Linked DNA regions of Homo sapiens: region 1 is linked to region 2. The links are chromatin contacts, found by Hi-C or POLR2A ChIA-PET in ENCODE. All regions are on one chromosome and are shown on one strand. The core of a region is the stretch at or near the end of the contact, and the rest is flanking DNA. Distances in the headings are between cores, read along the strand shown. Region 1 overlaps LOC105371082 (a long non-coding RNA gene). Region 2 overlaps CLEC16A (C-type lectin domain containing 16A).

Region 1 (5,820 bases), core at 2,319-4,818, 150 kb before region 2:
TTTACAGATGAAGAAACTGAGGTTCAGAGAAGTCAAAGAATGTGCTCAAAATCACACAGCTTGTGCAGGGAAGAACCTGATATGAAACCCTGGCAGGCTGGCTCCAGAGCCTGTGTTCCTAATGTGTTAGGAATGTGTTCTCACTCATTCACACTCAGTCATTCAACAAACACTGGCTACTGGATCAAGGTGGAGGTACATGGGGCTGGCAAGTCAGGAGCTCTGGAGCCAACTGTTTCTCTGCCACTGCCTGGTTGAGTGGCCTTGGGCAAGACACTGTCCCTCTCTGAGCCTCACTTTCCCCTTCTGTGGAATAAAGGGACTGGACCATCCTAACTCATGTTTTTTCTACAGAGAGGACCTCTGTCTACAGCCAGACTTGATAATGAATTCCCCAGGAGTCCAACCTCTGGCCCTAAAAAGGGGGTTCAAGGAAATCCTCATACCCCACCTCTTTCAACAGCACTGGCCAATGGCCCCCATGCTGCAGGTAAAAACATGGCCAAAGATATGGATGAAACAAAATCCAATCCAGCCAGGCACGGTGGCTCACGCCTGTAATCCCAGCACTTTGGGAGGCCGAGACGGGCGGATCACGAAGTCAGGAGATCGAGACCATCCTGGCTAACACGGTGAAACCCCGTCCCTACTAAAAATACAAAAAAAATAGCCGGGCATGGTGGTGGGCGCCTGGAGTCCCAGCTACTCGGGAGGCTGAGGCAGGAGAATAGTGTGAACCTGGGAGGCGGAGTTTGCAGTGAGCCGAGATTGCGCCACTGTACTCCAGCCTGGGCGACAGAGCGAGACTCCGTCTCAAAAAAAAAAAAAAAAAGAAAAAGAAAAAAAAATTCCAACCCAAAAACAAAAGGCAACATTTATTGAGCACTTACTCTGTGCCTTATGTGTCTCATTCATCCTCACAATAACCCAATGGAGTTGGCACTGTTCTTATACCCATTTTACAGAAGTGGGAGATTGAGGTCTACAGAGATTTAACTTACCCAGGTCAAACAGAGCAGAATCACATCCGCTCACCATACAACCCAGCGTTTCCACTTCTGGGTGTCTAACCTAGAGAAATAAAAACTTAGATTCAAGGCTGAGTGTGGCATCTCACGCCTGTAGTCCTAGAACTTTGGGAGGTCGAGGTGGGAGGATCACTTAACCCCTGAGGTCAAGGGGGCAGTGAGCTATGATCACACTACTGCACTCCAGCCTGGGCAACACAGCAAGACCCTATGTCAAAAAGAAAAGAAAACTTACATTCACACAAAAACCTATACATAGATGTTGAGGGCAGTCTATTCATCATCACCCCAAACTGGAGACAACCCAATTTAACAGAGGAATTTAACAAGCTGTGGTACATCCACACCATAAACTACTACTCAGCAGTGAAAAGGTGTGGACTACCGATACAACCAGCAACTTGGATGAATCTCAAATACTTGGTGTTGGGCAAAAGAAGCCAGACCCAAAAGTACACATCTACAGGATTCCATTCATCTGACATTTGGGCATAGCTACAACTCTAGGGACAGAAAACAGACCAGTGATTGTCAGGGGCTGGGAGCAGGGGAGGGGATGATGACAAAAGGGTAGCAAGTGGGAATTTTTTGGAGGGATGAAATTATTTTGTGTACTGGTTGTGGTGGTGGTTAGATGACTCTCAGCTGTGTCAAAATTTAGAGAATGGGGGGCTGGGCGCAGTGGCTCACACCTGTAACCCCAGCACTTTGGGAGGCTGAGGTGGGTGGATCACTTGAGGTCAAGAGTTCGAGATTAGCCTGGCCAACATGGCAAAACCCTGTCTCTTCCAAAAAATACAAAACTTAGCCAGGCATGGTGGTGGACACATGTAGTCCCAGCTACTTAGGAGGCTAAGGTGGGAGAATCGCTTGAACCTGGGAGGCGGAGGTAGCAATGAGCTGAGATCATGCCACTACACTCCAGCCCGGTCAACAGAGTGAGTCTCTGCATTAAAAAAAAAAAAAAAAAAAAATATATATATATATATATATATACACACACACATATATATAGAATGGCACATACATACCCAGAACAGAATCCCAGCCCCGTGCAAATGACAACTTGTCACAGGTGGTGGCCCAGCTGGAAAATATTTGTTTCTTCTTCAGGGACTTCAGTCAAGAAAGCCCAGTAGTACCTAAGTTAACTACCAAGGAGAAGAGGGAGTAGAGAATGACTGCTTAATGGATACAGAGTTTCCTTTGGGAATGATGAAAATGTTTTCCAACTAAAGAGAGGTGGTAGTTGCACAACGCTGTAAATGTACTAAGCACCACTGAATTGTTCATTTCAAATTAGTTAATTTTATGTTACGTGAATTTCACTTCCATTTATTAAAAATAGGTTCCAGGCCAGGCTCACGCCTATAATCCCAACATTTTGGGAGGCCAAAGCGGGAGGATCGCTTGAGCCCAGGAGTTCAAGACCAGGCTGGGTAACAGGGAGACCCCCGTCTCTACAAAAAATTAAAAAATTAGCTGGGCATGGTGTTGTGTGCCTGTAGTCCCAGCTACTTGGGAGGCTGAGGTGGTAGGATCACTTGAGCCTAGGAAGTCGAGGCTGCAGTGAGCTGTGATCATGCCACTGCACTGCAGCTTGGATGACAGAGCAAGACCCTGTCTCTAAAAAAAATAAGTAAATAAAAAAGGTTCGACTCCCCCCTCAAAAATAGTATCCAGGGATAACTGTGCCCTAAATCTACCCCCAAGAAATTCAGGCCCTTTGAGAGGTTAAGTAACTTACTCAATGCCTCACAGCCAGGAAGAGGTTGACCCTGAAATCAGCCTGCCTCCAAAGCTCCAGTTCTTTCTACTGGAGACGGGAGAAAATGGGTTAAATATCACTCATCCCTTTCTCTCCAGGGAATTCCTCAGGAATTCCTTTCCCCTGGAGCAGTGTGACTTTATTTACATAAAAACTCTTCCAGGGACAGAAACAAGAAATGCAGACCAGTACCAGTATATTGTTGTACCTGTAACAGACCCTTTTTCTCAAAATAACCGCAATTCTGTGAAAGTGGAAGTGTTCTAGAAAATCGAGACAGAGCATCACTCCACGTGTTTGCACAGAAAGAAACAAACCTTCTGAGCAGTGCGCTGAATCCAAACGCCTGATTTCACAGGGAAGGAAGGAAAAGCGGGGTACATGAGACGTTGAAATGCACCCCCCAGGGCAGTAGGGGCATTTTTTTGAGTGAGTTTGGGATGGGGTTAGGTGGGAGGCAGGGGGATGGACAAAATGAACACCTGCCAAAGCCCCAAAGCAGTTTCTCCAACCCAGAATGCCCTGACCACCAGTGAGGGGTAGTTTCCCAACTGTCCTGGTATGAGGTTTTCTGGGGGGCCTGACCTTCATTCGAAGTTCAATGAAGCACACAGCGCCCCTGCATCAGAGATTGCTTCTGAGGGACTCAAACCTCAGCCTTGCAAAACAGCGACACTTGAGTGAACCCAGCTGGAGACAAAGGAAGTGTGAGTCAGCCCAAGAATTTCTTTTAAAAGGCCGAGTGAAGGAGGCCACAGCTGCTGAACTGGAAGACAGAATTTGCATGAGCCTGGGGCTAGGCTCTGGGCACCAACCTCCGGATGTCCTCAGGGATCTGTGAGCAGAGAGGCCTGGCTGCAAAGGGTCTGGAGGACGGCCCTTCTGCTAAGGTGTCCGCTCCCAAGGCAGAGGGCTTGGGGGAGCTGGAGGAGGCTGGGTTCCAGGAGGGGTGGCCAGGTAAGTCCTTGGGCCAGTAGGGAAGAAGTCCAACTGTGTACAAACGTTACCTCTGAGCCACACCACTACCCTGCCAGGAGGTTTGATGTGGTCCCATTTTACAGAGGGGAAGACTGAGTCTGATTTCTTCACTCAACAAGTGCTCACTGAATGCCTGGGATGCAGCGGTGAACAAAACCAACAAAAGACCCTGCTTTTATGGAGTTTATAATCTGGTGAAGGATGGGGAGAGAGCAAGAGACAATTTCGGGTGCTAAGCACATGCAGATGAAGAAAATAAACCAGGAGGGGTGGGGAGAGGGGCTTATCTGCACAGGCTCCCTCAGCTGAGACCTGAATGACAGAAGGGGCTGGTGGGCTGGGGAAGGGCCACTCCCACCAGAGGGAATGGCGAATGCTAAGGCCCTGCAGCGGGAGCGACCCTGTGTGTATGAGGAACAGAAAGGCCAGTATGGGTGCGCAGTGATGGGGGAGCAGTCAGTGATGCAGTCAAGAGGTCGGTGAGGCAAGATCAGGTAGAGACTCACAGGCCACTTAAAGGAATTTGGATTTTGCTTTAAATGTACCAGGAATGCGCATTTTTGAGGGGAGGGGTGGGGAGAGACAGAGAGAGGAGGCTGGGCACAGTGGCTCACATCTGTAATCTCAGCACTTTAGGATGCCAAAGTGGGAGGATCACTTGAGGTCAGGAAACCAGCCTGGCCAACATGTCAAAACCCCGTCTCTACCAAAAATACAAAAATTAGCCGGGCGTGGTAGTGGGTGGCCTATAAACCCATCTACTTGAGAGGCTGGGGCAGGAGAATCACTTGAGCCCGGGAGGTGGTTGCACTCCAGCCTGCGCAACAGAGGGAGATTCCATCTCAAAAAAAAAAAAAGAGAGAGAGAAAGAGAAAGAGAGAGACATGACCTGATTTTCGTTTTCAGTAGACGCCCCTGGCCGCCGCGTGGAGACTGGGCTGTGGGGGCAGAGGAGTGGAGAGACTAGCCAGGAGGCTGCAGCTGCGGTTTCACTCTACTCCCCACGGCCCGATGAGGGGAGACAAAGACAGAACTCAAGGATGGACTTGGTTTGGGACTTGAGCGACTGGGTCCATGCAGGTGTCCTTGCCTGAGGCAAGGATGGTTTGAGCCAGGGCACCCAGCCGGAGCTGGCTAGACTCCCTTTCTCCCGTGCCGCCCACCCCACAGAAGGCCCGGAGCGTTCATGCTGGCATTCAGGGACCTCCACACCCCTCCCTCCTCTTGCCTCTCCATTTTGACCTCACGCTGCTCCCCATGGCCACAGAGCTCTTGTCTCTCTCTCCTGACATGCCATGCTCAGTCCCAGCTCCAGACCTTTGCTCACGCTGCTCCTGCCTGAGGGCCCTTCCTCCTCCCTTGGCCTGAGTGGAGGCCTGAGAAGGGCTTTATAGAGCAGTGGCTCTCAAGCTAGCACCTGCCTGGATTTGAATTCCAGCACGACCACCTCCTAGCATGTGATCCTAAGCACGTTCCTTAACAGGACTCAATTTCTTCATCTGCCAAGTAAGAGTGAAAATATAAGTGCTGACCATGTGGGGTAGTTGCAGGATTAAAGAAGAAGCACTCATTCGTTTCACTCTGGGAACAAGAGAAATGTCAACCTGGTTAGCCAGTGTTACTTCCTAGTGGCACAGAAATGGCATGAGGGACTGGGCACGGGGGCCCACGCCTGTAATCCCAGCACTTTGGGAGGCTGAGGTGGGAGGATTACTTGAGCTCAGGAATTCGAGACCAGCCTGGGCAACACAGGGAAACCCTGTTTCTAGAAAAAATTAAAAAATTAGCCAGGTGTGGTGGTGCACACCTGTGGTCCCAGCTACTCTGGAGGCTGAGGTGGGAGGATCACTTGAGCCTGAGAGGTTGAAGCTGCAGTAAGTGGTGATTGCACCACTGCACTCCACCTGGGCAACACAGCAAGACCCTGTCTCAAAAAATAAAATATAAAATAAAAAATTTTTTAAAGCCTGGAGAAGCAACCGCTCTTTACTATCGCATATGGCTATATGGAAAGGGAAAAGGCTCTGGCCCACCGGGAGGGCTGTC
Region 2 (6,270 bases), core at 1,701-4,200:
CGATTACCAACTGGTCAGGAAGGTGAGGCTTAGGCAGTTCTGGACTCATGGGGGCATCTGGATTGGGGGAGAAAAACCGGAAACACACTGAGCCCTTGAGACACCCCGTCGCACTGCGCCCTGTGCTCCCATCCTGAACCGCGGCCCTGGTGAGCTAGGTGGGAGGTGGCTGGCTGGCGTGAGGGCTCAGCGTGGCTCCACTCACTCCTTTTGGGGACACAGAACCTGCAAAATCCAGTCTGACTTAGGCCTGGGGAAAATACAGCAGGGCCTAGGGTTACCCTGACTTGTGATATGAGGGGAAAATTCAGGGCCTGTGCAAAATCAGCATGTGGCTTATGAAAGCACAGTTCCTGGGTGCAGAGACCCAGCTGACAGGCTTTATGTGTGGGCAAATCTCAGGCCTGCCTGATGATAAATACTTGTTTGGGAAGTAAATGGGCTTGGGTGTGCTCGTAATATCAGGCCATTTCCAGAGTATACATTTGATGACATTTACCCAAGAGGGAACCCACTGCAATATTAAAAAAAAAAAAAAAGGAAATTCTGTAGAACTTTTCAGCTTGCAAAACCAAAACAAAACCTTGGCCTGTCTCCTCCTCCTCCTCCTCAAAGTGCTGAGCCAGCACCCACCAAGGGGCTGCTGTGGTTCCTCAGGCCATTATTGTCCCGAGCTTCCCGGCAGGGGCCACTGAGAAACCACGCCAGGACAAGGCAGGTGAGGTTCCACCCAACGCAGTTATTCTTGGAGCAGCAATTTCTTTCCTTGGTGCTTTTTTTTTTTTTTTTCTTTTGGCGGAGTCTCACTCTGTTGCCCAGGCTGGAGTGCAGTGGCATGATCTTGGCTCTCTGCAACTTCCACCTCCCGGGGTCAAGTGATTCTCGTGCCTCAGCCTCCCGAGTAGCTGTGATTACAGGCATCTGCCACCACATCCGGCTAATTTTTGTATTTTTGTAGAGATGAGGTTTCACCATGTTGGCCAGGCTGGTTTCAAACTCCTGACCTCAAGTGATCCGCCCGCCTCGGCCTCCCAAAGTGCTGGGATTACAGGCATGAGCCACCGTGCCCGGCCCTTTTCAAAATCCTACAGACACATGCTGGCCCATTTGCCTTCCAGTGATGAGCCTGCCTGAACAGAAACACCAGATGCAGCTGGAATTCATTGTGGAAAACATCTTCCAGCACTTCAGATGCCGGGTGTTTAAAAACATTGAGAAGAAGACAGTGGGCATCCTGCTTGGAGGCAAATTCTCATTTGCACAGAGCTGGGGGTCCCCAAGCCATGGCGGGAGGTGCTGACGATGCTATATCGAGCTAAGAGTCTGACAGCAGCCTGGGACCCGGGAAGCATGGTAGAATTTTTTTTTGTTCAACGTGATTCCAGTTTAGTTTTTTATTTTCTCTTTTAAGTCAGGCCAAAATAAAACAGAAGAGCAAATGGAACATAAAGCAAAATAATGGAAAAACAAAGAACGAAATAAAAGCAGGCAGCATATAGAAAGGGAAGAGGGAGAGGAAGAGAGCTCCCATCACGGAGCGAAAGCACGAGAGACAGACTGGATTTCAAAGCACACACCGGCATTTCTCCCCACAAGACTCTGGGCAAGATGAACTCTAAAAGGTCACAATTCATTTCATTTCTTTTGTTTTTTTGAGACAGGGTCTCACTCTGTCACCCAGGCTGGAGTGCAGTGGCATGATCATAGCTCACTGCAGCCTCAACCTTCTGGACTCAAGTGATCCTCCTGCTTCGGCCTCCTGAGTAGCTGGGACTACAGGCCCGTGTCACCACACCTGGCTAATTTTTAAAGTTTTTTGTAGAGACGGGGTCTCATTACGTTGCCCAGGCTGGTATGGAACTCCTGGGCTCAAGCAATCCTTCTGCTTTGGCCTCTTAAAGTGCTGGGATGTGCACAGGTGTGAACCACCGTGCCCAGCCCAATTAATTTCTTCCTAATGTCTTTTTTAAAAGAGAGAGAGAGAGAGAGAGATCTAGAGGAAACCACTGCATGAGGCTTTGGTCCTCGCTCTGGGAGGGTGGCAATGGGCATCGGTGAACACTAGTGGAAAAAGTGATTTGAGGTGTGATCTGAGCCCAGAAATGCTGAGTAAACACTACATGCGAATTCTGGTTTCTTTGAATTTCAACTGATTTGCTCCATTCAGTAAGGATGGCTTGCGGTGCTGGGCTGGTTTCAGCTCAGGCGTGCGCCCTGACCTAGCACGATCTGCCTGCTGTTCCTCAGAACCTGTGGTTCCCTGAGCAGTGCTCACCTGCTCTGGTGGCCTCTGCCCTTGCTTCGAATGGGCATGAGCAGACCTGTGACAAACTCACACACATGTGGATCCACACATAAATTTTGCTGCTGAGGAGGCAGTTTAGAAATGACTAATTCCCCAAATGGCACTGTCCTACCATCTGGAGACAAAGTAGCCAAGCGTTACCTTCACGTTTTCTTAAAATTTCGATGTAAGTGTTTTCTCTCTTTGCTCAAGTCTGCATTTGCATGCAGATATTCAAAGAAGCTGGCCAACTTCGTTCCCTGCTCCTTAATGGGGTGTTTGGTTATGAGAATAATCAGGGATGTGGAAACCTTGTAGGCAAATATATCAAAAAGAGCAAACCAACTAACAATAGCATGCGCACAGAACTGATTTCTTCTTCAGGAAAAGGACCAACAATTTTTATTAAAAGGGTTGGTTTCCCCGCTAAAAGTAGCCTCTTTTTAAATAGGGAAAAAATAACCTCTTCTTACCCATCACCTATGACATGGCCTTGTTGTTGTTTAAGAACTGCTTCCTGAACTTGATCTACAAGGGTATCCAACCAAGGCAGGTGAAAAAGGAGAACTCTGCCAGGTTTTCATTGGGGGGAAAATTACCCAGTGAGGACACTTTTTTCTAGTCAAGTGCTGAGCTGCAAAAGTTACTGGTGAAGCCTTGGCTTCATGCCTGCTGGTGTTTTTGAACTCTAGGGCCACAAGTTGAGGCCAGGCTCAGGAAATGAGGGATTTGGAGAAAAGTCTGACTTCCTGGCCACGGGCTGGGGAGACAGAGCCGAGGGGGTAATGGGACATTCAGGAAGGCCACGTTTCCATAAGCAGCGGACAGACATCCCGTGGCTGTGGCCAGTGAGGACACCAAGGCAGCAGGTCCCCCATGTGCCTGGCCAGCACCTCAGAAACTGATCTGCAGGCCTAGGGTGGGGCCTTAACACATCCTTGTCAAGCAAATGGTGACTTCCAGCAAAAACTTGGATTTGTTGTGCTGGGCTGGGAAAAGGTGGGGCTGAGTGTTGTGGGGAAGAAAAGGATGGTACCTGTAGAGCAAGTGGAGGGCAAAGCTCAGAGAAAATAGGATTTCAACACAAAAGAAGGCAAAGGCTCCCAGCAGACAAGCGCAACGGCCAATGGAGAAAAGCGCATCAGAAACCACAGAAGAAGCGTCATAGGGGAGGCAGCAGGGATGGCCCCGACAGCGAGCCAGGCTGCTGGGTGGTGGCCCATGGATCAGCCTCACTGCTGTGTGGGTGCCACTCAGAAAGGGAGATGGTGGGGCCACATCCATCCATGTGTCTATGAGGGAAATGGCTCTTGGCTTCCGGTCAAAACAGGACTGAATTTGCCACTTATCTTAGATCAAGACTAGGGGAAGAAAGGAAAAAAGAAATGAGGAGACTTCTTGGTTGCTTTCTACAAATTCTCACTTTGCCAGCCAACTGCCGCCCAACCCCCATGGCCTAAACTGGGGGGACCCCTGGGGGACTTGGCAGGAGCATCTGCTTCTGGCCCGGGCCGAGCCTGACACTGGTGCACATGTCACAGAGAAGGACAGCGTTTCCAGGCTGTACAGGTCTGGCTCAGAAGGACTGTCGCGAAGGTGAAGGACTGTCGCGAAGGTCAAGGGCCGGGGATCTGGTCTTCACATGAGGTGAGGCCAGACAGGGAGCAGGGAGAACCAACTTTGGGGGAAAATGGGGAAGTGCCGCCTTGGCAAATGGCTCTGTGCTCAGGCCCAGCTTGGCCCACCTTGCCAGCGCGGACCCTGCCGACTGTGGAAATGCAGCGTGGCGAGTGGACGTCGCGGCCCGAGCGGCTCACAGGGGAGACCTGCCTGAATTGACTGTGCGTGAGGTGCCGTGGCAGCTGCCGTTCGGAGCACTAAACCCAGTGGCCGCCATGACTGTCGGCCTCCGACAGGCTGAACACTCGTCGGCGTCCTTTCCTGCCACTCCTGACTAGAGGGAAAACACAGCGACAGATCATAGAAAGCCTTTAACAATGGGACGGCAGAGGCGACATGGAGGGGACACTGAGCAGCAGCGGACGCTGAGCACTGACGAGGGGCGAGGGTCGTGGGGCAGTGCCCAGCATGGGCTTGTGGCCACCGGTGCATGGGGCGCTGGCCCCCCATGCAGAGAAGACACCCCCCATGCAACCCCCAGGATGAGGCAGGGTCGGGATCGCTGAGAACCAAATTGTTCACTCGTGCAACTTAACCGGGTTAGGGGCAGAGAAGGTGGAGTCCTGTTGGAAAGGAAAGATGGGTTCATCCGCAACATCTGGTCTTGGTCGGAAGCCTCAGGGGACGGAAGAACAGAATCACCTGTCAGTTTTAGACATGGCCCAGGAGTCAGGACACGAAAACCCGGCATCCTCAGGACAGTGTGAGGAGGGCAGGGTGTGTGGCTGGAGGACTGGCATCAAACCAGCTAAGTGAATCAAGCAGATTTCTGACCCCAAGTGAGGAGGTTCTTGGTGTCACACGCTGACGCCAACAGCACAGCTCCGAGTCCTGAGAAAGCTCAGATGCTCGAGGCGCTCCACGAGCCTCTCCACGAGCCTCTCCCTCAGCCACCTAACTGGGCAGCGACTTGGTGACCCGTGCCTTTGAAAAATCAAGACTGAACCACAGCAGGAGAGCGGAGACCAGGTGCCAGGTGGCCGAGTGGGGCTTCTAATTGGCTGAAATAAAAACGTCGGGAGCATCTCACTGCGAAGGGAGAAACCACACTCTCGGAGATGAAGGCGGGTGAGCACACAGCTTGAATGTGACGCCATAGAGCACTACAATGTGAAGGTCCTTAGATGCCACTGGACTATACACTGAAAAACGGCGAAAATGGTAGTTTATGTTACCCGTATGTTACCACAATAAAAAAGGATGATGCCACAGAGAAAACTGAGAAAAGGGACGATATCTTACTTGGGGTTTCTGTCCTTAAAACTCCAGCGGGACAGTGGTGACCGAGTTGAGTGGCATGTGGGTGGGTTTCAGGTCATCTGACTCTCAGTTGGCCCAAATGGGAGGTGTGGTGGGGTGAAGGGGGCTCTCTTGGACACAGGCACAGGGGTGGGTCCAGATGGGAGGGAAGCCGGGGAAGCTCCCTGCACTGGGCCGTCAACAGCAGCCAGACCTGTCTTTCTTTCTATAAAACCTCAGGGGACAATCAAGGTGGCCATGACTCATAACCCAATGTGGTTTTGTTTGTTTGTTTGTTTTGAGACAGAGTCCCGCTCTGTTGCCCAGGCTGGAGTACAGTGGCATGATCTCGGCTCACTGCAACCTCTGCCTCCCGGGTTCAAGCAATTCTTCTGCCTCAGCCTCCCGAGTAGCTGGGATTACAGACGCCTACCACCACGCCTGGCTAATTTTTGTATTTTTAGTAGAGATGGGGGTTCACCATGTTGGCCAGGCTGGTCTCGAACTCCTGACCTCACATGATCCACCCGCCTCAGCCTCCCAAAGTGCTGGAATTACAGGCATGAGCCACTGCACTTGGCCGTTTTTGTTTTTTAAAAATGAATGTTTAATTACACCTACTATGTGCTCCCCCAAATTAAAAATAAATAAATAAGCAGGCTGACATTCACACTGTCCTCATTTTTGATCAAACAGTTTTCTGTCTTCCCCAAGGTAGTTCACTTGGAATGTATGTGAACTCCAACTAATCTGGAGCTCAGAGGTGTGAGTGGGCTATTTAAGGAACTCACTGTAGGTCAGAGTTCTTATCTGAGGAGATGGTTTTCCTATCGGCATCTCACTCAGAGTGTGTGTGTGTATGTGACTGTGTGCATCTATGTGTGAGTGTGTATGTGTAGGTGCAGGTATGTGTGTGTGACCACGTACATACATTTGTATGCGTGTGACTGTATGAGTGTGTGCATGTATGTGAATGTGGCTGTGTATGTGAGTGTGACTATGTAAGTCCATTTGTATATGTGTGACTGTGTGAGCATGTGCAGTGGCATGTGTGACTGTGTATGTGT

What was found. A loop is a pair of places that touch in the nucleus more often than their neighbours do. ChIA-PET counts read pairs that join two places held with the same protein, here RNA polymerase II (POLR2A). Pooled maps may share reads with other maps.
Region 1: a pooled map shows a loop between it and region 2 (5-fold over the local background). The contact joins two enhancer-like sites. A Hi-C loop is called at or near these places in 7 of 37 single-sample maps with no recorded cell type and 5 of 50 pooled maps. POLR2A ChIA-PET finds 5 or more read pairs at or near these places in 3 of 52 experiments (AG04450, CD4-positive, alpha-beta T cell and activated CD4-positive, alpha-beta T cell).

The regions. Positions count from the first base shown.
Region 1 is chr16:11,326,404-11,332,223 of GRCh38, reverse strand. The region is part of intron 1 of LOC105371082 (a long non-coding RNA gene); the gene reads right to left. Among named protein-coding and RNA genes, the nearest start is that of RMI2, 16 kb to the left of the region's middle. RefSeq lists enhancers at 2,761-3,540, 3,599-3,648, 4,539-4,598, 4,659-4,728, 4,819-4,878. Within about 2 kb of position 3,568, at least 20 of the 41 ENCODE cell types and tissues checked have a DNase peak (open chromatin) inside an H3K27ac peak, as active enhancers do.
Region 2 is chr16:11,172,122-11,178,391 of GRCh38, reverse strand. It overlaps CLEC16A (C-type lectin domain containing 16A), which reads right to left. Exons shown (of 24, transcript NM_015226.3): 24 at 1-57. Among named protein-coding and RNA genes, the nearest start is that of SOCS1, 81 kb to the left of the region's middle. RefSeq lists an enhancer at 3,705-4,218. Within about 2 kb of position 2,950, at least 2 of the 41 ENCODE cell types and tissues checked have a DNase peak (open chromatin) inside an H3K27ac peak, as active enhancers do.